Regions from separate parts of the Homo sapiens genome. Here regions 1, 2 and 4 are each linked to region 3. A link is a loop called in an ENCODE intact Hi-C map of the cell type or tissue named here. Cell type or tissue: IMR-90. All regions are shown on one strand. Each heading gives the region's core, and the rest is flanking DNA. Links, peaks and the distances in the headings are about the cores only.

What was found. Peaks named below come from ENCODE experiments on the same cell type or tissue, not always from the same donor. Only the 100,000 strongest peaks of a DNase experiment are listed, where the experiment ranks them.
Region 1: a loop joins it to region 3, with 4 times the contacts of the local background. A loop is called at or near these places in 9 of 110 quality-filtered maps.
Region 2: a loop joins it to region 3, with 4 times the contacts of the local background. A loop is called at or near these places in 25 of 110 quality-filtered maps.
Region 4: a loop joins it to region 3, with 4 times the contacts of the local background. A loop is called at or near these places in 75 of 110 quality-filtered maps.

What each region holds. Positions count from the first base shown.
Region 1 is chr17:60,139,584-60,147,581 of GRCh38, reverse strand. No RefSeq gene overlaps it. Among named protein-coding and RNA genes, the nearest start is that of CA4, 6.4 kb to the left of the region's middle. RefSeq lists enhancers at 4,496-5,005, 5,712-6,268, 6,925-7,458, 7,993-7,998. In IMR-90, for the core only: CTCF peaks have their summits at 4,519 (motif pointing left) and 5,297; DNase peaks (open chromatin) are centred at 4,521 and 5,271; H3K4me3 peaks cover 269 bases; H3K27ac peaks cover 467 bases; H3K27me3 peaks cover 1,984 bases.
Region 2 is chr17:60,468,015-60,473,014 of GRCh38, reverse strand. All of the region lies in intron 4 of APPBP2 (amyloid beta precursor protein binding protein 2), which reads left to right. Among named protein-coding and RNA genes, the nearest start is that of CHCT1, 48 kb to the right of the region's middle. In IMR-90, for the core only: no CTCF peak of the experiment used is centred there; a DNase peak (open chromatin) is centred at 3,064; H3K27ac peaks cover 2,538 bases.
Region 3 is chr17:60,634,876-60,642,873 of GRCh38, reverse strand. The region is part of intron 3 of PPM1D (protein phosphatase, Mg2+/Mn2+ dependent 1D); the gene reads right to left. Among named protein-coding and RNA genes, the nearest start is that of PPM1D, 39 kb to the right of the region's middle. In IMR-90, for the core only: CTCF peaks have their summits at 2,171 (motif pointing right) and 3,947 (motif pointing right); a DNase peak (open chromatin) is centred at 3,943.
Region 4 is chr17:60,572,974-60,580,971 of GRCh38, reverse strand. It overlaps LINC01999 (long intergenic non-protein coding RNA 1999), which reads right to left. Exons shown (of 4, transcript NR_126009.1): 3 at 3,634-3,775. Among named protein-coding and RNA genes, the nearest start is that of LINC01999, 12 kb to the right of the region's middle. RefSeq lists an enhancer at 828-1,490. In IMR-90, for the core only: a CTCF peak has its summit at 3,272 (motif pointing left); DNase peaks (open chromatin) are centred at 1,651 and 3,701; H3K4me3 peaks cover 566 bases; H3K27ac peaks cover 518 bases.

The DNA.
Region 1 (7,998 bases), core at 1,834-6,833, 500 kb after region 3:
GATTAATCACACTCTTGTCCTCTGGGGATGTTTGCACGCATGGCCCTGTCAGGAACAGAAGGGAGGCCATGGGAAAGCTAAGGGGCTTTGAGACACATAACCCTGGAGTCACTTCTGGCTCCATCCACTTGCTCTGTGATGGCAGCTGAGCCTCAGTTTTCCTCATCTATGAAATGGAAATCATCCCCCAATCTCTCTCAAAGATTGCCCTGAGGCCTCAGTGAGCTAAAGTCTGAGGAGGCTGGGCCCACGGCTTGGCACATTGGCACATGTGGCCATGACCTCTAAGCAGAGTCCCCTTAGCTGGATTAAATCTGACCCTAGGCAGGTGTGGAGGCAGCATTGGGTGGGATGGAACATTGAGTTAGCACTGGAGAGGGGCCCTGGCACATCCAGGCTCTTCCTGGGCTCCCAAGGGCAAGGAGGAGAGCCCTGACTGTAAACCTGGGAACATGAGGTTCAGATGCAGCTCCCGCTGGAACTGTGAGAGCCATGGAGTGGAGGCACAAAGGGAGCTGAGACCCTGCACCCCTGGGTTCACAGCTCAGGGGAAGGTCAAATACATTGCCCTAAACAGAAACCTATCATACCTTATGCTCAGCGTCGCAGGAGGGCAGAGAGAATATCAGGCAGAGGGTCAGAATAGGAGTAGGAGCCACACTGCCCGGGGTCTACATCCCAGACCCGACACTCAGCTTTCACCCCCGTCAGGCTCAGTGTCCTGATCAGGAAAATCACCAGCCTTCGACCATGATTTTAAAAAAAAACCAAAATAACAAAAAACACAGCAGAAATAAAAACAGCAGCTGCCGGGCACAGTGGCTCATGCCTGTAATCTCAACACTTTGGGAGGCCGAGGTGGGCAGATCACTTGAGGTCAGGAGTTCGAGACCAGCCTGGCCAAGATGGAGAAACCCCCGTCTCACTAAAAACACAAAAATTAGCCAGGTGTGGTGGCGGGTGCCTGTAATCCCAGCTACATGGGAAGTGGAGGCAGGAGAATCACTTGAACCCAGGAGGCAGAGGTTGTAGTGAGCTGAGATTGTGTCACTGCACTCCAGCCTGGGCAATAGAGCAAGACTCTATCTCAAAAAGAAAAAAAAAAAAAGAAAAAAAGAAAACCAGCAATACCTTCACAAGAGCGTGGTTAAAATTCCACAAGGTAATGCTGGGTGAAGGGCCTGTCTGGACACTTACTGAGTGCTCAGTAAACCTCAGCTGTAATTCTTAGTTGTTAAGGCCACAGTGGCCTTATGCCCAGAACAGCACAGGAGCCCAGAGGAGCAGCCCCTAACCCAGCCTGTAGGAAAGAGACTGGGGAAGCCTCCCTCAAGAGATCAGACCCGCACTGAGTCTTCAAAGAAAAGTAGACTTTAACTTAAAAAGGGAAGGGAGATGCAGGTGAAGGAAACAGAATGAGAAAAGGCATGGAGGTGAGGCTGGAGAGGGGTTTGGGACCAGACAGGGCTTGTCTGTTAGGATTGGAAGGTTGGACTGATCTTTCCTTTGGTGCGGGATAGATATCAAGATCTTAATTTTATAGACTGGGGAACATTCTCAGAGAGGGTCACTCGACCCCAGAAGCAGGTAGGGATCCTCTGTTACTTCTATGAGTTACAGAAGAGGAAGCTGCGGCTCAGAGAGGGCAGTGGTTTGCCCAAATTCACAGCAAGGAGAGAGGAGTACAGGTGGGATTAGAACTTTGGTCTCCTGCTCCACTTCCCAGTGCTCTTTCTGTGCCATCTCACCTCCTCCCAACACCACATACTTCCCTCCCGCTGGGAGTCCCAGCCTCCATCTGCCCTGGCTTTCCTCACCCGCAGATTCTCCGCTGACTCGCAGATTATTCAGGGAAAGGTTTGCAGAGATTCCAGCTTTTGTGTTCCCAGAGAGTGAGATTAAATCCACACAAAAGAAGGGTTAGTCAATAGCCTGGGCTCCACCTCTCCCCAGCCTGGATCTCTGCTGTATTCCAGCAAAGACGAAAAAACTCCTTTCCTGCCAGCACCTGTGGAGGCTGCGTGCCCTCTTCCCACCCTCTATGCCTGCCCTATTTCTCTGGACTGTGCAGAGAATCTGGGGGAGGGGAGGGAGGGGAGGGAGGGGGCCGGCAGAGAGAGCTGGAGACTGTCACTAGGGAAGGACAGGAGCCTTTTTGGTACAGGAGTTGGCAGAAACTTCTGGCCCCGAACATTTTGAAATAACAATAGCAGTAATACGTGTGGAAAAACCCAGTGATAGAGGTGACATATGTTCTGTTCCTCTCCTGCAGAAAACTCAGGAATACTCCCCCGTGGTCGTCCCCTCCCCTCTCAGCATCTTGGCCACAACAGCCCAGGCTCACACCAGCAGGACACTGGGATCAGAGCGAGGTCAGATTTTGCAAGTGTGTTCATTTACATTCTGGTTTTGTGGTGGAGGGATCCCCTAAAGAGGGTGATGAGGGGGAATTGGGTTGGGGAGAAGAAGAGCCACACGAGCAACTTTGGTGGGGAAAGGAATGGTCCTTCCTTAATTAACATTGTGACAACATTAAGAAAACAGGCTCGCGGGTGGCTTGGCGGTGGCTCGCACCTGTAATCCCAGCAATTTGAGGGGCCAAGCCTGGCAGGTTGCTTGAGCCCAGAAGTTCGAATCCAGCCTAGGCAAGATGGTGAAATCGGTCTCTACAGAAAATACAAAAATGAGCTGGGCATGGTGGCACATGCCTGTAGTCCCAGCCACCTGGGGGGCTGAGGCTGGAGAATCACTTGAGCTCAGGAGGTGGAGGCTGCAGTGAGCCAAGATCACACCACTGCACTCCAGCCTGGGGCCTGGGTGATAGAGTGAGACTCTGCCTCAAAAAAAAGAGAGAGAGCGAGAGAAAGAAGAAAAAGAAAAGAAAAGGAAAGAAAAAAGAGACTTGGCCAGGCACAATGGCTCACACCTGTAATCCCAGCCCTTTGAGAGGCTGAGGCAGGAAGGTCACTTGAGCCCAGGTGTTTGAAAACAGCCTGGGCAGCATAGAGAGACCCTGTCTCTACAAAAAATAAAAAATTAGGGGAGTATGGTGGTGCACGTCTATAGTCCCAGCTACTCAGGAGGCTGAGGTAGGAGAATCCCTGGAGTCTGGGAGATCGAGATGGAGGCTGCAGTGGGCTATGAGCATGCCACTGTACTCCAGCCTGGGCAACAGTGCAACAGTGTGAGACCCTGTCTGTAAAAAGAAAGAAAGAAAGAGAGAGACAGAGAGAGAGAGAGGAAAGAAAGAAAAAAAGAGAGAGGAAAGAAAGAGAGAGAGAGACAGAGAGAGAGAGGAAAGAAAGAAAAAAGAGAGAGGAAAGAAAGAGACAGAAAGAAGGAGAGAAAGAAAGAAAAGAAAGAAAGAAAGAAAGAAAGAAAAGAAAGAAAGAAAGAAAGAAAGAAAGAAAGAAAGAAAGAGGAAGAAGGAAAGGACTAGCAGGGGTGGGGGCTCACACCTGTAATCCCAGCACTTTGGGAGGTGGAGGCAGGTGGATCATCTGAGGTCAGGAGTTTGAGACTAGCCTGACCAACATGGTGAAATCCCATCTCTATTAAAAATACAAAACTTAGCCAGGTGTGGTGGCAGCGCATGCTTCTAGTCCCAGTTATTCAGGAGGCTGAGTCAGGAGAATCGCTTGAACCCGGGAGGCAGAGGTTGCAGTGAGCCAAGATCATGCCACTGCACTCCGGCCTGGGTGACAGGGCAAGACTCTGTCTCAAAAAGAAAAGAAAAAAAAAAAAGAAAAAAAGGAAGGAAGGAAGGCAAGCAGAAAGGAAGGAAGGAAGCAAGCAAGCTCTTTCAGGGGTGTGTGTGTGTGTGTGAACTTCTTTTTCCTGATTACCCAAATAACACTTGCTCATTGTAGAACATTTGGAAAGGAGAAAAAGAAACATTATTCATAACCTTATTTCCCAGAGGCAATCATTTTACAAATTTGATGTATTTTTAAGAAAAAACACCTCACCTCAATCCGTGTTTAATTTTTCTGTGTCCCCTGCAGCCTTTATCTATATGCAAGCGCGCTATTGACATAGTGAACAATGGAGGGTCCTGCTTTTTAATGTCCACATTTCAGTGTAAACCTGAGTCCGTGTTACTGGGCAGCCTTTGCAACTTTCATTTTGTGGCTCCACAGTACACCCAGGTTGTATCATCAGCTCACTCCCCATTATAAAGAACATTGCAGCAAACGCCTTCCCGCTAGATGGACAGGGCCGCTGGATGGGCAGGGAACCTGGGAGTCTCAGCTCCTCTACCCAGCTCCCTACTGAGGGGAGCTGCCCTAACTAAGTTCATGAAAATAGTTGAGGAGTGCGGTGGGGGCTGGTGAAGGTCCCTTGGCGGCCAGTGGGAGAATCAGAGCCTGGAGTCCTCACTCTGACCTCTGATGTGCCTGTGAGATGGGAAATATGTGTGAGGTTGGGGGTGAGGTGGTTCTGAATAGATTTGCAGCGTGTGAGAAAAAAATGTGCTTGTGGGCGACTCCTCCCTGAGTGCCCTTGCACCACATTGGCGCCCTCTGCTGTCCCTGCTCGTCTAATACTTTGGAAGTTCTTTCTGTGTAACTGTAGACCAGTCTGTCCTTCCTGTCTCCTTTCCATTTAGGGGAAGAGTATCATTTAACAGCAATGAAATAGCATTCAGAGAATTGAAAAAAAACTCTTTAGGTCCACCCCAAACCCAGTACCCAGAACTTTAGCCTCCTTCAGGAGACTTCCCTATTGGAACTACTCTCTCTCTCTCTTAGATATTGAGTTGGGGGTTGGGGGGATGGGGACTGAGACAAGCAGTTGAGAATAAGGCAGCAGTTTCCCTGAAGACCCTGTCCTAGCCACTCCCTTCTCCAGGTGTGGCCCTGGGGAGGGATGGCTGTATTACAGCCCCAGAAAGAAGCCAAGCATTTGGCAGCTCAGCTCACCTCCTGCATCTGATAAGGGTGACACATGGGTACACGTGGGGTGGTTAGATGGGTCTTCCCTGCCCCTCCGTTTATTATGCAAATGGGGAAGTGGGGAATGGCTTTTTCCTAGCAAGTAACTCCGAGATTTCCGAAGTTTAATGAGCCTTGTGTGGTAAAGGATTAGGGGCAGGCCTGGCTTCATGGGGCAGGGGCTTGCATAGTTGCAGAGCAGCTGCACTTAGAAGAGCTTCACATTTTCTTTTTTCTTTTCTTTTTCTTTCTTTTTTTCCTTTCTTTTCTTGAGACAGAGTCTCAATCTGTTGCCCAGGCTGGAATGCAGTGACGTGATTTTGGCTCACTGCAAACTCCACCTCCCTGGCTCAAGTGCTCCTCCTACCTCAGCCTCCCTGGGATTACAGGCACAAGCCACCACGCCCAGCTAATTTTTTTTTTTTTTTTTTTTTTTTTTTGAGACAGAGTGTCTCTCTGCCGTCCAGGCTGGAGTGCAGTGGTGCGATCTCAGCTCACTGCAAGCTCTGCCTCCCGGGTTCACGCCATTCTCCTGCCTCAGCCTCCAAAGTAGCCTGGACTACAGATGCCCGCCACCATGTCGGGCTAATTTTTTTGTATTTTTAGTAAAGACGGGGTTTCACCATGTTGGCCAGGCTGGTCTCTAACTCCTGAGCTCAGCTGATCCACCCGCCTCGGCCTCCCAAAGAGCTAGGATTACAGGCATGAGCCACCTCACCCTGCCCACATTTTTATTTTGTAGCTTATACTGGAGGCTGGGGTTTAGGGGAGCGGTGTCTGTCTTCTGGTTGTATCTCCACCCAGCCAGGGCGGGCGGCAAGGGTGTTGAGATTCTAAAAGCCGTGAGGGAAAGCTCCCCAGGGCCCAACCTCCCCATACAATTCACAGGACAAGTCTGGAGTGAGCGAGGACTATGTCCATAAAAGGAAGGAAAAGACAAGACAATGTTGCCCAATGAGTCAAGCGTGATCGTCGCACAAAGAAGCAGGGCGCTGTTCCCCAGAGCAGGGCCAGTTCAGAGAAGAGGTCGGGAGCAGCTGGACGATAGAGAACAGTCCTCCTACCAGCAGCCCTAGGGCCCTCGGCTGGCGCAGGTTCTGCTTTCTCGCGGGAAACGCTCCCCTACATATGCTCGCTCACAGCCCACCGCCCCGCGCCGCTGCAGCTTCTGTGCCCCGGAAAGCCTCTCCAGCAGCCTGGCAGTGCTCGAGGTGAGCACAGCGTTTCGGCCTCCCGAGCCTGCCTACTCCTCGTGGCGATGTCTGACAGCTAGGTCAGCGGCGCGACGTCCATGGGGGCCCTGCGCGCTGAGCGCGACGTCCAGCCCGAGCGCGGTCCCTAAGCGGGCCAGCCTTGGCCTGGGGCGCCGTCTGAATTGGGCGCTGGCTGCACACTCAGCTGGCCTGGAATGCCCTGGACGGCACCTGCCTGCTTGACTTCTGCCTCTACCATCTGGTCTGGCATTTCGCCCCAGGCTGATGATAAGAAGGTGCCAGGAGGCCCTGGGACACCGCGCAGGAGCACGGCGGGAGCCATACTGGGGCATAGCCCTGGACTGCCTCTCTGAACTGGCCTGCTCTGGGGAAGAGTGCCCTGCTTCTTTGTGCTACGATCATGCTTGACTCACTGGGCAATATTGTCTTGTCTTTCCTTTCTCTTTCTTTTTATGGATATAGTAGCCCTCATTCACTCTAGACCTGTCCTATGAATTGTATGGGGAGGCTGGGCCCTGGGAAGCTTTCCCTCGGCTTTTAGAATCTCAACCCCCTTGTGGTCATCCAAGCTTTCCAAAAAGGAAAGACATTTCTTTTCTTTTTGTTTTTCTTTCTTTTCTTTTTTTTTGACATGGTCTTGCTCTGTTGCCCAGACTGGAGTGCAGTGGTGTGATCATAGCTCACTGAAACTTTCTGGGCTCAGGTGATCCTCCCACCTCAGCCTCCCAAGTAGCTGGGACTACAGGTGCAGTGCCATCACTCCCGACTCATTTTTATGTTTTTTGTGGAGACGGGGCTTCACTATGTTGCCCAGGCTGGTCTCGAGCTCCTCGGCTCGAGCGATCCGCCCGCCCCGGCCTTCCAAAGCGCTGGGATTACAGGCATGAGCCACTGTGCCTGCCCAAGCTTGTGATTTTATATGCTCAGGAGCAAAAATCTGGTCCCGAAGTGGCTGTACCCAGTGTCAAAGAAGGGCATATTCACTTTGTGAAAGATGTGCGGGAGGAATTCCAGGGGTTTTTCTCTCCTGCTTCGCAGGTAGTAGCGTTGGCACAGCTTGGATGGCCACACCGCGGTTGAGATTCTAAAAACCGAGGGAAACCTTCCCGGGGCCCAGACAATTACAGGACAGGTCTGGAGTGAGCGAGGACTATCTCCATAATAAGTGAATTCCTGCCAGTGCCGGGACAGAGCATGGGGTTCGAGCTTCGCCCACCTGTCCCGCACTGCCTGGGACTGAACAAGGCATGGACCTTCGCTGAGCCTCTCAGGCAAGCTCCGACCTCCCCGGTGCTTCCGGGTGAAACCCGCGGTGGTCTAAACAGTTGAGGCAGGCGACGATCCATGAGGGTTGTTGGACCAGTGCGGACGCGTCTTGGAGTTCGGGTCGAATCCTGAGTGGAGGCTGTAGCGCGGACGCGGCTTCCGGTAGGTGGCGGAGGGGCGTGGGGCACTTCAGCACCACGGGGTGGACAGCACCCTGGAAGCAGCTGCGGAAGCCTGCAGCCGAGGTCGCAGCCAGGCTCCCCAGACCCCCGCCTGGTTCCGCGGTCTTTACCCTGGAAGTAGAGGCGGAGGGACAGCCCCAGCGGGACCGAGCTTCGAGACCCGGACCTCACGGCCCACAAGCTGTGCGGAGTTTGGGCCTGCGCTCGGGGGATCTTGTCGAGTTGGGGTCAGGGATGAGGAGGAGGGGGCCGCGGGCGAAGGCTGGCGATTCATCCAGCAGCGCTCAGCAGAAGACCAAACCTTGGTCGCGCCCCTGGAGCCCTCTTTTCCTTGGAATTCCAGTGTAGACACCGTCGCGGGTGCTGGTTGCAAGGGACCCTCAGGTCCCCGCTGGCCCAGAC
Region 2 (5,000 bases), core at 1-5,000, 170 kb after region 3:
CTATATCATAAAAAGGAAACACCCCAAAACAATAATACTAACAATAAGGAAGAATTCAGGATAAAAGTCATTAGTTAATACAAAAGGGATATTGATAATAGAATGTATAATTCACAAAAATGTCATAAACCTATGTGTAGCAAATAAGATAGGAGCCACCTACATAAGCAGTGTACCTTAAAAGTACAAAAACTTTGATAAAAAGATAATCAGTACAATGTTAAGGGCCTCCAGGGTAGGTTAATTCTGAATATATAGAGGTTATTAAGGAACTAGATTCTTTCAATCTGTCTGCTAATTCTTTGTGTACCAGTCATTTCTTTGGCTAGCTCTCCAGTGCTTGTAAGATTGCTGCCATGGTTTGAGGTGTCAGGTGCAGATTCCACGTTCTCTAGCAGAAGAAACACTCTCACACTGATGTCCTCCCTGACTTGAAATTAAAACCATACCAGACTAACAAAGAAAAAGACAGAAGACTCAAATAACTAAAACCAGAAATGGGACTTGGAACATTACTACCAACCTTCCACAAATGAAAAGGATTTAAGGTGAATCCTATGAACAGTTGAACACCAGTGAATTAGATAACATAAATAAAATGGACAAATTTTTTAGAAATGGACAATTTACCTAAATGCCCCAAGAAGAAATAGAAAATCTTACGAGACCTATAACAAGTAAATAAATTAAATCCATAATCAAAAACCTTCCAACAAAGTCCAGGACTGAAGACTTCACTAGTGAATTCTATCAAACATTTAAAGAATTAGCACTAGTTCTTCTCAAACTCCTCCAGGAAATTGCAGAGGAAGGAACACTTCCTAACTTGTTTTGTTTTGTTTTTGTTTTTGTTTTTGTTTCCATTTTCATTTTATTTGCTTTATTTTATGAGACAGAGTCTTACTCTTTTGCCCAGGCTGGAGTGCAGTGGCACCATCTTGGCTCACTGCAACTTCCGCCTCCCAGGTTCAAGCGATTCTCCTGCCTCAGCCACCCAAGTAGCTGGGATTACAGGCTCCCACCACCACACCTGGCTAATTTTTGTATTTTTAGTAGAGACGAGGTTTTGCCATGTTGGCCAGGCTGGTCTCGAACTCCTGACCTCAGGTGACCTGCCCACCTTGGCCTCCCAAAGTTCTAGGATTACAGGCATGAGCCACTGCGCCCAGCCCCTAACTCGTTTTAAAAGGTTAACGTTACCCTGATACCAAAGACCAAAAATGACATCACAAAAAAGGCAATTTCAGACGAGTATCTCTTATGAATATGGATGAAAAAATCCTCAACAAAATACTAGCAAATCAAATCTAATAGAATATTAAAAGGATTTTACACTATGACAAAGTGAGATTTATCCCAGGAATGCAAGGGTGGTTCAACGTAAGAACATCAGTGTGATACACCATGTTAATAGGATGAAGGGAAAAAAAAAAAACCCAGTTATCTCAGTTGACACAGAAAAGACATTTAGCAAAATCTAACACCTTTTCATGATTAAAAAAAAAAATTCACAAAGCTAGGAATAGAAAGGAACTTCTTCAATATGATAAAGAGTATTTATGAAAAACTCACAATAACATCATACTCTATAGTGAAAGACTAGAAGCTTCCCCCATAGGATCAGGAACAAGACATAGTTGCCTGCTTTCACTAGTGGTATTCAACATTGTACTGGAAGCTTTAGCAGAAGAAATTCGACAAGAAAAATAAAAATCATCAGTATTGGAAAGGAAGAAGTAAAACTATAGATTTGTTGGACTTAATCAAAATAAAAACTTTTGTAAATCAAAAACATCAAGAAAATAAAAAGACAACCTATGGAATGGGAGAAAATATTTGCAAATCACATGTCAATTAAGTTTCTAGTATCCAGAATATATCAAGAACTACAACTACAAACAACAGAATTTAAAAATGAGGCCGGGCCCTGTGGCTCACACCTGTAATCCAAGCAGTTTGGGAGTTTGAGGCAGAGAGATCATCTGAGGTCAGGAGTTTGAGACCAGTCTGGCCAACATGATAAAACTCTGTCTCTACTGAAAAAAAAAATACAAAAATTAGCCAGGCGTGGTGGTGCACACCTGTAATCCCAGCTACTCAGGAGGCTGAGGCAGGAGAATCGCTTGAACCCAGGAGGCAGAGGTTGCAGTGAGCTGAGATCGTGCCACTGCACTCCAGCCTGGGCAACAGAGCAAGACCCCATCTCAAAAAAAAAAAAAAATCCAGTCTGGCCAACATGGTGAAACCCATCTCTACTAAAAATAGGAAAATTAGCTGGGTATGGTGGCAGGCGCCTGTAATCCAAGCTACTCTGGAGGCTGAGGCAGGAGAATCACTTGAACCCAGGAGGCAGAGGTTGCAGTGAGCCAAGATTGTGCCACTGCACTCCAGCCTGGGCAACAAGAGCGAAACTCTGTTAAAAATTTAATTAATTAATTAATAAAGAGCAGGCTGGGCATGGTGGCTCACACCTGTAATCCCAGCACTTTGGGAGGCTGAGGCAGAAGGATTTCTTGAGCTCAAGAGTTTGAGACCAGCCTGAGCAAAATAGCAAGACCTTGTCTCTATTAAAATAATTTTTTTAAAAATCAGCCAGGTGTGGTGGCACTGGCCTGTCGTCTCAGCTACGTAGGAGGCTGAGGTGGGAGGATCACTTAAGCCCAGGAGATCATGGCTGTAGTGAGCTTGATCATGCAACTGCACTCCAGCCTGGGTGACAGAGTGAGACTCTGTCTCATAAAATTAAAAATAAAAAATGGACAAAGGACTTGAATAGACATTTTCCCAAGGAAGATACACAAAAGACCGGTAAGCACATGAAAAGATAAGCACATGAAAAGATAGTGTCATTCAGCATTAGGGAAATGGAAATCAAACATAATGAGCTACCACTTTATTCCTACCAAGATGGGTACAGTTTAAAAAAAAGAAAATAACTGTTGGCAAGGATGAGAAGAAATCAAGTGATTCTGCTGAGAGAGCATTTGAAAAAAAAAAAGAAATTGGAAACTTTGTGCACTGTTGCTGGGAATGTAAAATGGTGCAGCTGCTGTGGAGTACAGTTTGGCAGTTTGTCAAAAAGCTAAACATAGAATTACTGTATGACTCAGCAATTTCACTCCAAGTATATGCCTAAAAGCATTGAAAGCAAGGAATCGAGAGATATTTGTGTGCTAGTGTTTATAGCAGAATTTTTCACAAGTCAAAAGATAAAAACAATCCAAGTATCCATCAGCAGATAAATAGATACACAAAATTTGGCATTTACATATATACACATACAATGATTCAGCCAGTTTTGGTACATGCTACAACATGGATGAACCTTGAAAATTTTATCCTAAGTGAAATAAGTTAGACACAAAAGGACAAATATTGTATGGTTCCACTTACATGAAATATGTAGAATAGGCAAATTCATAGAGACAGAAAGTAGATTAAAGGTTACTAGGGACTGTTTGGGGTGATGAAAAAGTTTTGGAAGTGGATAGTATTGATGGTTGCATGACATAGTTAATATAATTAATGCCACTGAATTGTATACTTAAAAATAGCTCATATGGCAAAGTTTTATATATATTTCACCATAGTAAAAAAAAATTATTAAACCCATACCGGTCTTTATTTTCATTATGCAGCTCTCCCCTTTCAAGCTATCATTTATTTCCAATTTTTTTTTTTTTTTTTTTTGAGATGGAGTCTTGCTCTGTCGCCAGTCTGGAGTGCAGTGGTGTGATCTCGACTCACTGCAATCTCTGCCTCCTGGGTTCAAGCGATTCTTCTGCCTCAGCCTCCCAAGTAGCTGGAACTACAGGCACGCACCACCATGCCAAGCTAATTTTTTTTTGTATTTTTAGTAGAGACGGGGATCGTGTTGGCCAGGATGGTCTCGATCTCCTGACATCGTGATCCGCCTACCTCGGCCTCCCAAAGTGCTGGGATAAACTAGTTCTAAGAAAAAGACACTTACAAGAAGGAGAGAAATTCTTTTCCTTTAGGTTCACTTTCAGTGTATTTTACTTTCGTCATGTCTGGCTGATGAGGCTCTAACTAGTCATGTTCAGTCTTATGGTAAATATATTAGTAAACTAATGACTTACACATTTGTATATTTTTCATTTTAAACAATGAATAGTTCAATCAAATAGTAATTGTTCTTGACAGTAGGTGTTGATCAGGTAGACATAATTTTATGTTATGAAAGTAAAATACTGTGTTTACATGGTAGTGCCACATTTTGAGAACCTCCTTTTTCCTTAGGCAGAAGGTTGGGATAAAATTAGACCATAATAAGTTGGACCACAAGTTCCTTGGATTCAATATACTGCTTAGTGTCAGCCCAGATGGACACACAGAACCTAAAGAGTCTCCATATGTTTAATTTGCCCTTTTGTTTAAATAGACATTCAGCAGGGACTGGAGAAAATACCAAGCTGTGCCTTTCTGGCATACAGTGTTTATTTTGCTACTTCATCATGTGCCAATTACTAAATAATTTCCACAGATTGTTATTTCAGGAGAATACTTACAGTGAAGGTCTTTGGAAAGGAAATTCTTAGCATTGTGGAAATGAGAAGTAAGCACTGTTCTTTTTATTCTCTAAATTTTCAACCTATGGGTTTCTCATTTTTTTCTCTTTCAACCATTTGGCTATCAAATCTGTGTTTCAAATACTAATCCTTTTTTTCTCAAGGACTTTTTTTTCTGGACTGTTACAGTATCTTCTGCCTTGGTTGCTTTGCTTCCCCTCTTGGCTTTGCTATAGCCAGAGTGTAGCCAGAGCATTCTTGATAGAGTTGCATTGTCCCATATGGTAGCCATTAACCATATGTGATTATTAAGTTTAAATTAATTAAAAGTAAAATGTGCCTCAGTCACACTAGGCACATTTCTAATACTCAGTAGCCACTGTGGCTAGTGGCTACCAAATTGAGCAACACAAGTATAGAACATTTCTAACATCTCAGGAAATTATATTAGATAGTGCATAAGTCAAATCA
Region 3 (7,998 bases), core at 1,637-6,636:
AGGATGGTCTGGATCTCCTGACCTCGTGATCCGCCCACCTCGGCCTTCCAAAGTGCTGGGATTACAGGCATAAGCCACCGTGCCCGGCTGAAAATCTTTTTTAAAGAAGAGTTTCCTGGCCGGAGGCAGTGGCTCACGCCTGTAATCCCAAAACTTTGGGAGGCCCAGGCTGGTGGATCACGAGGTCAAGAGATTTAGACCATCCTGGCCAAAATGGTGAAACCCAGTCTCTACTAGAAATACAAAAATTAGCTGGGCATGGTGGCACACGCCTGTAGTCCCAGCTACTCGAGAGGCTCGGGCAGGAGAATCACTTGAACCCAGGAGCCAGAGGTTGCAGTGAGCCGAGATCGCGCCACTGCACTCCAGCCTGGTGACAGAGCAAGACACCATCTCAAAAAAAAAGATTTTCTTTGGAGTCTCTCTGAATCTGCTGTGGGCGGGGGTGGCTACCCAATTCACAAATCGTTCATTGCCCAATTAAACTCCTTTAAATGTAAAAAAAAAAAAAAAAAAAAAAATCCATTCTTCTACCTGTACAATTTTTTATCTCTATATAGACTTACAGATTCTTTTTTATTCAATATTTTTTAACTTATTCCTGTTATAATTTGTTTTGATGCTCAAGTTGCTTCAAATTTGCTAGTAAAAGTCCCTAGAATCTGACCTTTCAACAAACTCACCAGATGATTCATACTCATAGACACTTTCCCTTGTTTTACCAGTTCAAAGAGTCTATATGATTCTATCTAATATCAAATAACTGGTAAGGATCAGAATTGGGCCTTTAACTAAGGGTTTTTATTACTGGTCTAGTGTTTGTACACCAAAGTACGATCATAGAACATCATTTCTGTAGGTCCTGAAAGGAGGTGCCTTGGAAACTGGCAGACAGCCAATTCCCTTTTTTCCTCAGTAGAGGGTGCTGAAGGGACACCAGAAGAGAGGAGGCCTGCTTTCTGGTTCCAGTATATTTTCTGCTTGCTCCTGTGGCACTTGGCAGCCAGCAGTCCACAAGACACTCAGTGGTCCTTACACCTATCAAATTTCAGCACCCCTTTGAGTGGCTTCCCATGGAGAACTTCCAACAATGTTTACCCCCTCTAATCCATTCTCAAAACTCAATGAAAATTCTCTCTTTAAAACACAAACTAATGGATTAAAGATTTAAATGTAAGACCTCAAACTGTAAGAATCGTGGATGGACATCAGCCTTGGGAAAGAATCTGTGACTAAATCCTCAAAAGCAACTGTAACAAAAACAAAAATTGACAAGTAGGACCTAATTAAAGAGCTTCTGCACAGCAAAAGAAGCTATCAACAGAGTAAACAGACAACCTACAGAAAGGGAGAAAATATTCACAAACTATGTATCTGACAAAGATCTAATATCTAGAATCTGTAAAGAACTTAAACAATTCAACAAGTTAAAAACAAATAACCCCATTAGAAAGTGGGCAAAAGGCATCAACACTTTTCAAAAGAAGACATGCAAACGGCCAAGAATCATAAAAAGCTCCACATTAGTAATCATTAGAGAACGCAAATCAAAACCACAATGAAATACCATCTCATACCCTGTGAGAATGACTATTATTAAAAAGCCAATAAATGACAATGCTGGCAAAGCTGCAGAGAAAAGGGAATGCTTATACACTGTTGGTGGGAATATAAATTAATTCAGCCACTGTGGAAAGCAGTGTGGAGATATCTCAAAGAACTTAGAACTACCATTCGATCTAGCAATCCTGTTAGTGGGTATACATCCAAAGGAAAATAAATCGCTCTACAAAAAGACACATGCACTCAAATGTTCATTGCAGCACTATTCACAATAGCAAAGACAAGGAATCTACTTAGGTGCCCATCAAAAGTGAAATGCATAAAGAAAATATGGTACATACACACTACAGAATACTACACAGCCACAAAAAAAAAAATGAAATTATGTCCTTTGCAGCAACACAGATGCAGCTGGAGGCCATTATCCTAAGTAAATTAATCCAATTTACTTAGGAAAAGAAATTTCTAAATTTCTAAATAAAAGAAATTTCCAATTTCTTTTAGGAAAAGAAAGCCAAATACCACATGTTCTCACTTGCAAATGGGAGCTAAACATTGAGTACACATGAAGATACAGATGGCAACAATAGACACTGGGGACCACTAGAGGGAGAAGGGAGAGAAGGAGGAAGACATGAAAAACTAACAATTGGGTACTATGCTCCCTACCTGGATGACGGAATCAATCGTACCCCAAACCTCAGCACCATGCAATATACCCATGTAACAAACCTGTACATGTACTTCCTGAATCTAAAAGCTGAAATTACAAAAACAAACAAACAAAAGCCCACAAATCTAGGATGAATGGTGGATGACAGTTGCAAAACAGTGTAACCGTACGTAACATCAATGAACCACATGCTTTACAACGGTAAGTTACGTGTATGCTAAGCATATATTACCACAATTAAAAACACACAAATCTGGTTATGTTTCCCATTCCAACTCTGTTATAGTTCACAATTGTTTTTAAGATAAAGACACAATTCTTTTGTTTTTTCTGAAACAGGGTCTTGCTCTGTTGCCCAAGCTGGAGTACAGTGACATAATCTTGGCTCACTGCAGCCTCCTGGGCTCAAGCAATCCTCCCAACCAAAGCCTCCTGAGTAACTGAGACTACAAGCGCGTGCAACCACGCCCAGCCAATTCTTTGTAGAGGGGAGATTTCGCCATGTTGTCCAGCTGGTCTTGAACTCCTTGAACTCAAGCAATCCACCTGCCTTGGCCTCCCAAAGTGTTAGAATTATGGGTGTGAGCCACCACATCCAGCCAAACATGATTATTTACCACTGCCTATAAAATGCAGTATTTTCTCATTTTATCCAAGTCTCTTATTTCCTTATCCGTTCCAGCTACACTGCCCTTCATCAGAGTTCCTATATCACTATGCTTCTTCCTATCACCGAACTTTTCGAAAATGTTGTTTTCTATGCCTAAAACACACTTTCTTCCTCCTTAACCTCCAGTAATTCTTCAAAACTCAGTTCAAATATCACTTTTCTGGCCTCTCTGGTTAAGTGAAATATCCTTATTTTAGGTTTTCATTAGTACATATAAGAAGTTAAGAATTGGCTGGGTGTGGTGGCTCACGCCTGTAATCCCAACACTTTGGGAACCCGAGGCAGGCGGATCACCTGAGGTCAGGAGTTCGAGACCAGCCTGGCCAACATGGTGAAACCCCGTCTGTACTAAAAATACAAAAAGTAGCTGGGTGCAGTGGCGTGCGCCTGTAGTCCTAGCTACTTGGGAGATGGAGGCAGAAGAATCGCTTGAACCCGGAAGGCGGAGGCTGCAATGAGCCGAGATCGTGCCACTGCACTCCAGCCTGGGCGACAGAGTGAGACTCCATCTCAAAAAAAAAAAGAAGAAGAAGAAGAATTAAAAATGTTCAGTTTTAGCCAGGCGCTGTGGCTCTCATCTGTAATCCCAGCACTTTAGGTGGCTGAGGCGGGTAGATCACCTGAGGTTAGGAGTTAGAGACCAAGTTGGCTAACATGGCAAAACCCCTGTATTTTTGTACAAAACTTAGCCGAGCATGGTGGCGGGTGCCTGTAATCCCAGCTACTTGGGAAGCTGAGGCAGGAGAATCGCTTGAACCTGGGAAGTAAAGGTTACAGTGAGCCGAGATTGTGCCAATGCACTCCAGCCTGGATGACAAGAAAAAAACTCAGTCTCAAAAAAAAATAATTTTTTTTTCAGTTTTTTGTTATCATCTGATGAATGCCTTTCAACCCTTTCCTAGACTGCAAGCTCCATGAGGGCAAAGATCATGTGCTTGTACATACAGCAGAGTGCTTCATACACACTATACTCAAAAATTATCTCCCCAGTGAATAAAATGATTTGCAAGACTCAAAATGCAATTCCAGCAGGCAGCCACTAGAGGGCACCTTTGCTACATTTGTACTTGGGTAATTATCATCAGTGTCTATAGGGTGGGTACCAATGTTGACAAGGAGACATCTATTCCCACCCCTTCCCCCGCCCAAAAAAACCTATAAGAAAAATGGCCGTAAACCATAAGGGTGTGTGCTAAATATGAGCATTTAATTTACTTTAGGCCAGTAAGTATTTCCATGCAACAAGCTAAACTCAGAAAACCAATAACATGGCTCTTTTAAAAATATTATTTCCAGGCCGGTCGGTCGCGGTGGCTTGCGCTTGTAATCCCAGCACTTTGGGAAGCAGAGGTGGGCGGATCAACTGAGGTCAGGAGTTCGAGACCAGCCTGGCCAACATGGTGAGATCCCATCTCTACTAAAAATACAAAAATCAGCCAGGTGTGGTGGCACGCACCTGTAATCCCAGCTACTTGGAAGACTGAGGCAGAAGAATCATTTGAGCCGGGGAGGCGGAAGTTGCAGTGAGCTGAGATCGTGCCACTGCATTCCAGCCTGGGCAACAGAGTGAGATTCCATCTCATAAAAAAAAAAAAATTTTTCCAAGTGTCAGAATAATGGTTTGAAAAGTAATACAGCAAAGCCTTTTTAGCTTAAATATTAAAATCTAAAAGGTAGCATTATTTTTGAAAAGAAAATATTTATGTGACAAGAGAAATCAAGAGGAAAAAAGCTTTTTTATCACTAAAACGATTTTCTCTTATAAGCCCTTTTATCAAAATATTAATTCATTTCTGTATGTGTTTACAAAATTATGTTGAAGTAAAGTAACTTCTATAAAAACACTGTCTAAAAACTCGCTGTATCAAATTTTATTCCTCCCACTCAAGAAGACAGTTCTTTCTTCAATAACCCCAATCATGGTTGTGGTCTTGCTATTCCACCAAAAGCTACCTTCTTTTTCAAGGTCACCAATGACCTCCACATTCCTAAATCCCATGGTCATTTTTCAATCCTCCCTCCACCTAAATGACAACAGTATTTGAAACACTTTCTTTCTGGAAACACTTTCTTCACTTAGCTTCCAGGGTACGCTAACCCAAATTTCCTATTTGACTTACAGCTGTTAGTTGTTTTACCTTGTTCTTCCATTCACATCCCCTAACTCTTTTAGATTTTTTTTTAATTTTAATCCAACCCTCAAATGAAACCAGAGCACATCCCCCGAGTCTTAACAGTGAGAGTATCTCAGGGCTCAGCCACTAGACCTTGTCCCCTTTTCTATCTGCACTCAATCCCTACATGACCTCAAGACTTTGTATACTATCTATATGCTACTGGCTCCCCCAAATTGAAAGCTCCACCCTAGACAACACCTGAAATCAATTCTTATAATGGGAAGCCAAATAGGTATCACCACCTTAATGTCTAAAACATGCCGAAAGGGTAATGTGTCCAAAACTGAACTTCCGACCTCTCCTTTACACTGATGTTCCAGTCATTTCTTTATCACTTAGTGGCAACTCCATTTTTCCAGCTGCTCAGTTAAAAATACTGAGTAGGAGCGGGGCACAGTGGCTCATGCCTGTAATCCCAGTACTCTGAGAGGCCGAAGTGGGTAGATCACTTGAGGTCAGGAGTTGGAGACCAGCCTGACCAACATGGTGAAACCCCTGTGGCACAGAGTGAGACCTCATCTCAAAAAAACAAAAAAAGAAAGAAAGAAAAAGAAAAAAGAGAAAAATTCATGAGTAATGAGAACCCTTACATTTGTTACTTCTGCCTACATTCTGTGGCCCCAGACACTCACAGGTCTTTACTAAAAATACAAAATTAGCCGGGCGTGGGGGCGCACGCCTATAATCCCAGCTACTTGGGAGGCTGAGGCAGCAGAATTGCTTGAACCCAGGAGGTGAAGGTTGCAGTGAGCTGAGATCACATCACTGCACGCCAACCTGGGCAATAAAAGCGAAATTCTGTCTAAAAAAAAAAAAAAAAAAATCATGAGTAGGCTGAGCGCTGTCGCACATGCACTTTGGGAGGCTGAGGTGGGCAGATCGCTTGAAGCCAGGAATTTGAGACCAACCTGGGCAAAGCGAGACGTCTCTACAAAAAATTTTTAAAAATTAGTTGGGTGTGATGGCATGCACCTGTAGCCCCAGCTACTTGGGAAGCTGAGGCTGGGGGAACACTTGAGCCCAGGACTTTAGGGGCTGCAATGAGCTCTAGCCTAGGGCACAGAGTGAGACCTCATCTCAAAAAAAAAAGAGAAAAATTCATGAGTAATGAGAACCCTTACATTTGTTACTTCTGCCTAAATTCTGTGGCCCCAGACACTCACAGGTCTCACTGCCTCATCTCTTTACTTACACTTTACTGACATATCATCTTAGCGAGACCCTCCTCTGACCATCCCATTTAGAATTATTATACAGGCCCCACCCTCATAGCATTCCCTGCTTTATTTTTCTTGGTAGCATTTCTAACACAGTATGTGTCCTACTTAGTTATTTTAGTTTATCATGTTTTCCCCTAACCTAGAAAGTAAGCTCCATGGGTGCAGGAATTTTTGTTTCATTCACTGCTGAATCCTCAGCACCTGGAACAGTACCTAGCACATAGCAGGTATTTAATAAATATTTGGTGAATAAAGAACAATCATGAAGAAGTAGGAACTATATGCTTTTAAAATACATCCACAAATTATTTGATATACTTGAGGGTGGGCTTGATTTAGTGATTCAGGGCTAACAAAATACAAAGCTGGGTTCCCTACAGCAAGTGATCAAGAAAGCAAGGTAGAAGTCAAAATGTCTTTTTATGATCACTTGCTCTAAGGAAGCCAGCTGCCATGTGATGAAGACACATCAAGCAACCCTATGCAGAGGCCGGCAAAGCAAGAAACTGAAGCCTCCAGCCAATCCAGGTTACTCAGTGAGCTGTCTTACAAGTAGATGCTCCAACCCCATTGAAGGCTTCGATGATTAATGACATCTTGATTGCAGCTACACAAGAGACCCTGAGCCAGAACCATCCAGTTAAGTCACCCCGGGTTCCTGAGCCGGAGGAACTGTGTACATAAAAAATGTTTTAAACTCCTAAGTGTGGGAGTATTTGATTACACAGCAATAGATAACTAATACAGCGGGACTGTAATAACCTGGGATAATCACTTTGGGAAGAAATTTAGCAATACCTAATAAAACTAAACATGTAGATATCTCTGAACTGAGTCTCCCAATTGGTATTCCTTGGATGAGTGAGGCCTAGGGGCAGCAGGGTGGGTCCTCAGTGGCTAGAGAGTCCATGTTAGTTACCTCAGTCTCAAGTAGCCTCCTCTGCTTACTGTAGAAATATTATCATCTTGTGTGAGTGTTACGACACAAAAACAGTTGGTAAGTAACATACTATGACCCAGAAATTCCATTTCTAGTTATGTATCTTAAAGAAATCTTGCCAGGCACAGTGGCTCACGCCTGTAATCCCAGCACTTTGGGAGGCCAAGGCGGGCAGATCACCTGAGGTCAGGAGTTCAAGACCAGTCTGACCAACATAGAGAAACCCCGTCTCTACTAAAAATACAAAATTAGCCGGTAGTGGTGGTGCATGCCTGTAATCCCAGCTACTCGGGAGGCTGAGGCAGAAGAATCGCTTGAACCCAGGAGGCAGAGGTTACAGTGAGCCGAGACTGCACCACTGCACTCCAGCCTGGGGAACAAGAGTAAAACTCCATTTAAAAAAAAAAAACAACCCATATGTGTATATAAGGAAATATTTATTGCAGTATTTTTCATAATAGCAAATGCTTGGATATAACATAAAAGTCCACCAGTCAGGGTGTGAAAGAAGAAAATTAGTTTCACATTGGAAACAAATTATTAATATATATAGTAGTTGTGCTGGGTGTGGTGGCTCATGCCTGTAATCCCAGTGCTTTGGGAGACCGAGATAGGAGGATGGCTTAAGCCCAGGACCACCCCGGGCAACACAGTGAGACCCCGTCTCCTTAAAAAAGAAAAAATTAGCCAGGCGTGGTGGCTCACACCTGTAGTCCCAGTTACTCGGGAGGCTAACGTGGGAGGATCACTTGAGC
Region 4 (7,998 bases), core at 1,397-6,396, 62 kb after region 3:
TAGATCTTGAATCTGTGATTAGTAGTTATTAGCAGGGGTCTGTCAAGAGTTCCTGTTCTCAATTCTCATGATACTGCGCTATTCTCTTATTTTCTTACAAGTAGATATATACATGAGTTTTACCCTAGCATTCAGTCCTAGGTAACCATTATCTGGCAGAAATTCTTCTATCACTGGGGTATATTTCTCTCCCTTCCACTGTTTAATCAGTTGTGTGTGTCTGTGTGTGTATTTTTTATTTTTTTATCTTTATTTTTTTTGAGATGGGGTTTCATTCTGTTGCCCAGGCTGGAGTGCAGTGGCATGATCTCGGCTTATTTCAGCCTCAATCCCCCAGGCTCAAGTGATCCACCCCCCTCAGCCTCCTAAGCAGCTGTGACTACAGACATGTGCCACCACACCATATATATGTAGAGACAGGGTTTCGCCGTGTTACCCAGGCTGGTCTGAAACTCCTGTGCTCAAGCGATCCGCCCACCTGGGCCTCCTAAAGCACTGGAATTACAGGCATGTGGCACCATACCTAGCCCAATATGTATATTTTTATCACTGATGCTAATTTTCCTTTGATTATTATTATTATTATTTTGAGACAGGGTCTTGCTCTGTTGCCCAGGCTGCGGTGTAATGGCATGATATCAGCTCACTGCCACCTCCTCCTCCTGGGTTCAAGTGATTCTCCCACCTCAGCCTCCCTAGTAGCTGGGATCACAGGTGTGTGCCACCATGCCCAGCTAATTTTTGTATTTTTGATAGAGACGGGGTTTCAGCATGTTGCCGAGGCTGGTCTCAAGCTCCTGGCCTCAAGTGATCCGCCCACCTCAGTCTCCTAAAATGCTGGGATTACAGTCATGAGCCACCACGCCTGGCCCCTTTGATTATTTTAATCAGTTGTTTGGAGATAGAGGAGTAGGTGTCTATTTCTTCATCCACACTCAATCATTGTAGGATAATAAAAGCTCATTAAAGACAGAAAGTGTATATTCTGTCACACTACCATCTGAGACCCCAAAAAGGCACAGTTTGTGTCCCAGCAGTAAAGTCATGAATGACATGGGGACAATGTGAACTGATTCTCAGGGGGAGGGACTGAGAAGTCTGGAGAAATGGTATTATTGATTGGCTCCAGGTAAAACAATGAAATGCCAGGTGAAAGGTTTGAGTTAAGTAGGAAGAATTAGCACCTCATCTCAAATAGTCCACAGTGCTTTGCCTTTCCCCACAGGTGGTAATGATAGATAAAGAACACATCCTGGGCTCATGCCTGTAATCGCATCATTTGGGGAGGCCAAGGTGGGCAGATCACCTGAGGTCAGGAGTTTGAGACCAGCCTGGCCAACATGGTGAAACCCTGTTTCTACTAAAAATACAAAAATTAGGCGGGCATGGTAGCGAATGCCTGTAGTTCCAGCTACTCGGGAGGCTGAGGCAGGAGAATTGCTTGAACCCAGGAGGCGGAAGTTGCAGTGAGTCGAGATCACACCACTGCACTCCAGCCTGAGAAACAAAGATTTATTTATCTATAAATAAATAAATAAATAAGAACACATCCTGGATGATAAGAAAACACAACCAAGTTCAAGTTCTGCCTGGGCAACATAGCAAGAAGCTGTCTCTAAAACGAAAATAAACAGAACCAGAATAATCTATTTGGATTTGTTCCAGCAATTGCACAAGTTCTCCTGTGCAGAAAACATGACAGTACTCAAGTTATCTTCTTTTCTTTTCTTTTTTTCTCTTGCCCTTGTAAATCATCTAGTTATCTTTGGTTTAGGATGCTACTATCAGTAAACAGCCTTCTACCACACAGCCGGCTAGTGGGATGCTCTTTATAAAATATGTTCCATGAACCTCTGGGAGTTCCATTTTAAAAAAAAATACACCTTAAGGATAGCTGGGGTATTCCACATCAGAATCAGAATAAGCTTAAATCATATTGTTATGAAGATTCATAGTCTGGCCTTGAGCTTGATGAAAACAGGACAAACTTTAAAAACTTTCCCTGCAGAAATGTAGGAGACTTGAGAAGAACCATGTTTAAGAATGAGCGGCCGGGTGCGCTGGCCCATGCCTGTAATCCCAGCACTTTGGGAGGCCGAGACGGGCGGATCACAAGGTCAGGAAACCCCGTCTCTACTAAAAATACAAAAAATTAGCCGGGCATGGTGGCAGGCGCCTGTAGTCCCAGCTACTCGGGAGGCTGAGGCAGGAGAATGGCCTGAACCCGGGAGGTGGAGCTTGCAGTGAGCCGAGATCGCACCACTGCACTCCAGCCTGGGCGACACAGAGAGACTCTGTCTCAAAAAAATAAAAAAACGAAAGAAAAAGAAAAAAAAGAAGGAACGGCTGGGTGCGGTGGCTCACGCCTGTAATCCCAGCACTTTGGGAGGCCAAGGCGGGCGGATCACGATGTCAGCAGATTGAGACCATCCTGGCTAACACGGTGAAACCCCGTCTCTACTAAAAATACAAAAAAAATTAGCCGGACGTGGTGGCTGGCGCCTGTAGTCCCAGCTACTCGGGAGGCTGAGGCAGGAGAATGGCCTGAACCCGGGAGGTGGAGCTTACAATGAGCCAAGATCGCGCCACTGCACTCCAGCCTGGGCGACAGAGCAAGACTCCGTCTCAAAAAAAAAAAAAAAAAGAAAGAAAGAAAGAAAGAATGAGCTTGCCTGGCCTGGCACGGTGGCTCACGTCTGTAATCCCAGCACTTTGGGAGGCCGAGGCGGGTGGATCATCTGAGGTCTGGAGTTTGACAGCAGCCTGACTAATATGGTGAAACCCTGTCTCTACTAAAAAATACAAAAATTAGCCAGGTGTGGTGGCGTGTGCCTGTAGTCCCAGCTACTCGGGAGGCTGAGAGAGGAGAATTGGTTGAACCTGGGAGGTGGAAGTTGCAGTGAGCTGAGATCGCGCCACTGCACTCCAGCCTGGGTGGCACAGCGAGATTCCATCTCATTAAAAAAAAAAAAAAAGAAAAAGAAAAAGAAAAAAGAATGAGTTTGCCTGGAGATTAACTTCCAGAATAGTTCACCTTCGGTGAACTTGCTCTCCCACAAAAACAAAGAAAAATACTGGCAAAACCACTAAGGCCAACCATTTTAGAACTCTAGAAAGAGAAGCTGTTAAACTTTGCTAAGACAGTGTGATCTGTGATATTTTAACTTGTGGCTGGGATGCTATTCCCATCCACCCTCCCTCCTCAGCTCAGTAGAGGTAGCCGAGAGCAGCAGTCTCACAGCCAATGGCAAGGGCTGACCTCTTGTGGCGCTCAGTTAAAAGAAAGATCCCCAGAGTACAGCCAATATTTAGTTCAAAATTGCAGCTCTCTGGAAAATCTCTATTCCTAGGGAGTTGTAATTACTTGATGACTTAGAACTCAGCTCATCAGAAAAAATGCCCGACTCCCAAGGCATTAACAAAACAAGAGCCATCTGCTAGCAATGTTGAGGCTAAGACTGTAATTTCAATTGGGGTAAGCAAGAGACAGGCTGGGAATCTAAAAGTACGTCCTGGAGAACTAGACAATATAGGGAACTAGAAAAGGGAACTAGACATAGGGAACTTCGAAAAGTTCCAGCATATTTCAGGGGATCTAAAAGGCTGCATGCATGCACAAGGCTGTGCACTTACCCAGGAGAGAGATGGGAATGAAGAAGTTTCCAGTCACTCGCTTCTGGCTGACCTTAAGGCTCTGTAGCAAGCAGAAAACGAAAGCTAAGGCTGTCTTGTAAACTGCCTGAAGTATGAAGGCATGCCTTCTCACACAGATTCCCTTGGCAAAGAAGAGAGGACAGAAAGACAAAGCATTAAAGGGCATTAAAGGAATTCTTCTGACTGATCATTGGTTGATCACTAAATTTTATTGACCCAGGGATCACACCTAGGAATTCTGGCTTATAATTTTTTTTTTTTTAAAGCTAGCAGAGAACTCAATTGCCACACAATGCAGAGAATACAGAATCTACAGAATTATTTGAAGAAAGTCACCAGAGAAGCAGCAACAACAACAAAAAAAACAACCACCACCACCACCTCTGGAAAGTATGCCACATATGCAGGACAAAAAGCAGCAAACAGAAAATGTCATCCGGGCACGGTGGCTCATGCCTGTAATCCCAGCACTTTGGGAGGCCGAGGCGGGCGGATCACCTGAGGTCAGGAGTTCAAGACCAGCCTGGCCAACATGGTGAAACCCCGTCTCTACTAAAAATACAAAAATTAGCCAGGCGTGGTGGCAGGCACCTGTAATCCCAGCTACTCGGGAGGCTGAGGCAGGAGAATCACTTGAACCCAGGAGGCGGAGGTTGCAGTGAGCCGAGATCACGCCATTGCACTCCAGCCTGGGGTACAAGAGCAAGACTTTGTCTCAAAAAAAAAAAAAAAAAAAAGAATAAGAAAATGTCCCTGGGTGCGTCCAGATTTTGACTTTAGCAGACAAAGACTTTAAATCAGCTATTATAAATATGTTCAAAGAACTAAAGGAAAGTAAGTCTAAAGAGCTAAAGGAGAGGGCCGGGCACAATGGCTCATGCCTATAATCCCAGCACTTTGGGAGGCTGAGGCCGGTGGATCACCTGAGGCTGGGAGTTCGAGACCAGCCTGACCAACATGGAGAAACCCCATCTCTACTAAAAATACAAAATTAGCTGGGTGTGGTGGTGCGTGCCTGTAATCCCAGCTACTCAGGAGGCTGAGGCAGGAGAATCGCTTGAACCAGGGAGGCAGAGGTTATGGTGAGCTGAGATCACACCATTGTACTCCAGCCTGGGCAACAAGAGTGAAACTCCATCTCAAAAAAAAAAAAAAAAAAAGAACTAAAGGAGAGTATGACAAAAATCTCGCCAACAGAGGATATCAATAAAGGATAGAAATTAGCTCAAAATAGAAATTTTGGAGTTGAAACGTGTAAGAACTGAAATGAAAAATTAACTAGAGGTGCTCAACAGTGGATTTGAATTGACAAAGAATGACCAAACCTGGGGCTGGGTGCAGTGGCTCACGCCGGTAATTCCAGTGTTTTGGGAGGCTGAGGAGGGAGGATTGCTAAAGGCCAGGAGCTTAAGACCAGCCTGGGGAACATAGTGAGACCCCATCTCTACAAAAAATTTAAAAATTAGCTATGCATGGTGGCATATGCCTGTAGTCCTGGCTACTCAGGAGGCTGAGGCAGGAGGATCACTTGAGCCCACAGGTTTGAAGCTGCAGTGAGCTAAGATTGTGCCACTGCACTCCAGCCTGGGAGACAGAGTGAGACCTCATCTTGAAAACAAACACACAAAAGCAGCTTGGTGTGGTGGCTCACACCTGTAATCCCAGCACTTTGGGAGGCCAAGGCAGGAGGATCACTTGAGCCCAGGAGTTCAAGATTAGCCTGGGCAATATGGTGAGACCCCATCTCTAAAAATAAAAATAAAAATTAGCTGGGCATGATGGCCGAGGTGGGAGGCTGAGCTAGGAAGATCACTCAAACCCAGGAGTTTGAGGCTGTAGTGGGCCATGATTGTGCCACTGTACTCATCCTGAGTGACAGAGCAAGATCCTGTCTCAGGTTTGTCTTCAGCAAATCTCAAGACAAGTCCACTGAGAGCCAATCTGGGGGACAGCAAGAAAATAAGAATAAAGGCCTTAGAGAATTGTGGGAAACCTGCAAGTGTACCAAAATACAAACAATAAGAGTTCCAGAAGGAGAGGAGAGAGAGAAAAGGGTGGAAATAATATTCGAAGAAATAATGACTGAAAACTTGTCGAATTTGAAGAAAGCACAATACATTCAAGAGTGCAATGAACATCAAGTGGAATAAACTAAAAAACCTTAGCTAGACACATTACAGTCAAATTGCCTCTGCTAGCTTCTGGTGGATGCTAGCCCACCTTGGCTTGTGGCCACATCCCTCCAGTCTCCACCTCCAAGGTCACATTGCCTTTTCCTCTTCTGTCTGTGTTAAATCTCCTTCTGCTTTCCTCTTACAAAGATACATGTGATTTTATTTAGGAGCCCCCTAGATAATGCAAGATAATATGCCCATCTCAAGATCTTTAACTTAATAACATCTGCAAAGTTCTTTTTTTCCCCATATAAGATAACATTCACAGGTTCCAGGGATTAGGATGTAAATATTTTATTTTAGGGAGGATCATTATTCAGCCTACCACACTTACTATTAATCTGAACTACACATATATTTTTGTACTTTCTGAGTTTTATACCTCATACAGGCATAACATATTCAAAATATATTTGAGAGGGAGAGAGAAGAATGGGGAAAGAGGGAGGGGAGAAGAAAAAAGATGATGGGTAGGAAACTTCTTTAAAGTCATGTATCCTCTTCCTCATGCAGGGACAGTTTCTCAACTCTGGGAAGCACTGTTTTGTTTTGTTTTTTTTTTTTTTTTTTTTTTTTGAGACAGAGTCTCACTCTTGTCGCCCAGGCTGGAGGGCAATGGGGCGATCTCGGCTCACCACAGCCTCTGCCTCACGGGTTCAAGCAATTCTCCTGCCTCAGCCTCCCGAGTAGCTGGGATAACAGCCGCCTGCCACCATACCTGGCTAATTTTTTGTATTTTTAGTAGAGATGGGGTTTTGCCATGTTGGCCAGTCTGGTCTCGAACTCCTGATCCCAGGTGATCCGCCCACTTTGGCCTCCCAAAGTGCTGGGATTACAGGTGTAAGCCACCACGCCTGGGCTGGGAAGCACTTTTGATTCTGTGATAAGGAGGCAAAGTATTTCAAAGCTGGATTCTGGGAATGGCCTACCTTAGTCTTATATCTATTCTATTTTTCATAGTTACTTTTTTTTTTTATTTAAGGAAATGACAATCCTTATTTAGATCTTATCAGTTTTTTTACTAATATCTTTTTTCTGTTCCGGGATCCAATCCAGGATCCCACATTGTATTTAGTTGTCATGTCTCCTTATGTTACTGACCATGGGTTCTTGGGCTCTCAATGCAAAAGAAATTGACATGAGGCCAAAAGAGCTTTCCCAGACAAGGCTTCATTGGAGCTTATGCTGAGACATAAGGGAGGCAGCACAAAAGAAAGAATTCCCTGAAGAGCTGGTAGGGCTTTTTTGGTAGGCAAAGCATGAGAATTGACATCAAGGGTAGGGTATGCAGGCTGGGCTGGACAAAACACGTGATGGGTAGGGTATGCAGGTCAGCATATCTGATTGTGATGGTTTTCTTGAGTAATGGGCCAGCTGGTGGTCTGGCCAGGGCAACCAGGCTGTAAATCAGTTGTTCAGCATTCCTTCCTGAGGGGGAACACTCTGTGACCTTGATTATCTCCAAGGCCAGTTCCTGGAATTCTTTAAGTAAAAGGACTATTAGCAGTGACGTAGTTGTGTGAGCATTTCAGTGGGAATGCTCTAGTTGGGGGTGAGCTGAATGAAGCCAAGCCCCAACTCTACTTTGTCTCACTTGGACTCCTACAATCTGTGACAAACTTAGACTTTGTAAAAACAAAACAAAAAATCCCACATCTGTGACAAATTTAGACCTTGCCAAAGAGGTAAAGAGGCCATTGGATAAGGTAATGCAAGCCTAACCAAGTACTGAAGGTGAAACAAATTCTTCAGTGGGGAGCTAAATTTTAAGCTCCTCATAAGGCAAATGGAATGTTCATAGAGATTTTCCTTCAGAGGTTTCTACTTAGATCATTCTTTGGAATGCTCTATTCCAACCCTTTGATATATGTAGAGGGAGAGGCTAGGCTGCCCTTTCCCAGACACTGGTGAGCTGAGCAGTCTCTGTTAAAAATCTGTATTTATTTTTGCACACAAGTCCAAGAAAACATTATCAATTCTTTACAGGCAAAAGGAGATTTATTGGGTTTATTATTATTACTTTTTGAGACAGAGTCTCACTCTATAATCCAGGGTGGAGTGCAGTGGCACGATCTTAGCTTATGGCAACCTCTGCCTCCTGGGCTCAAGAGATCCTCCTACCTCTGCCTCCCCAGTAGCTGGAACCAAAGGCATATGCCACCATCCCCAG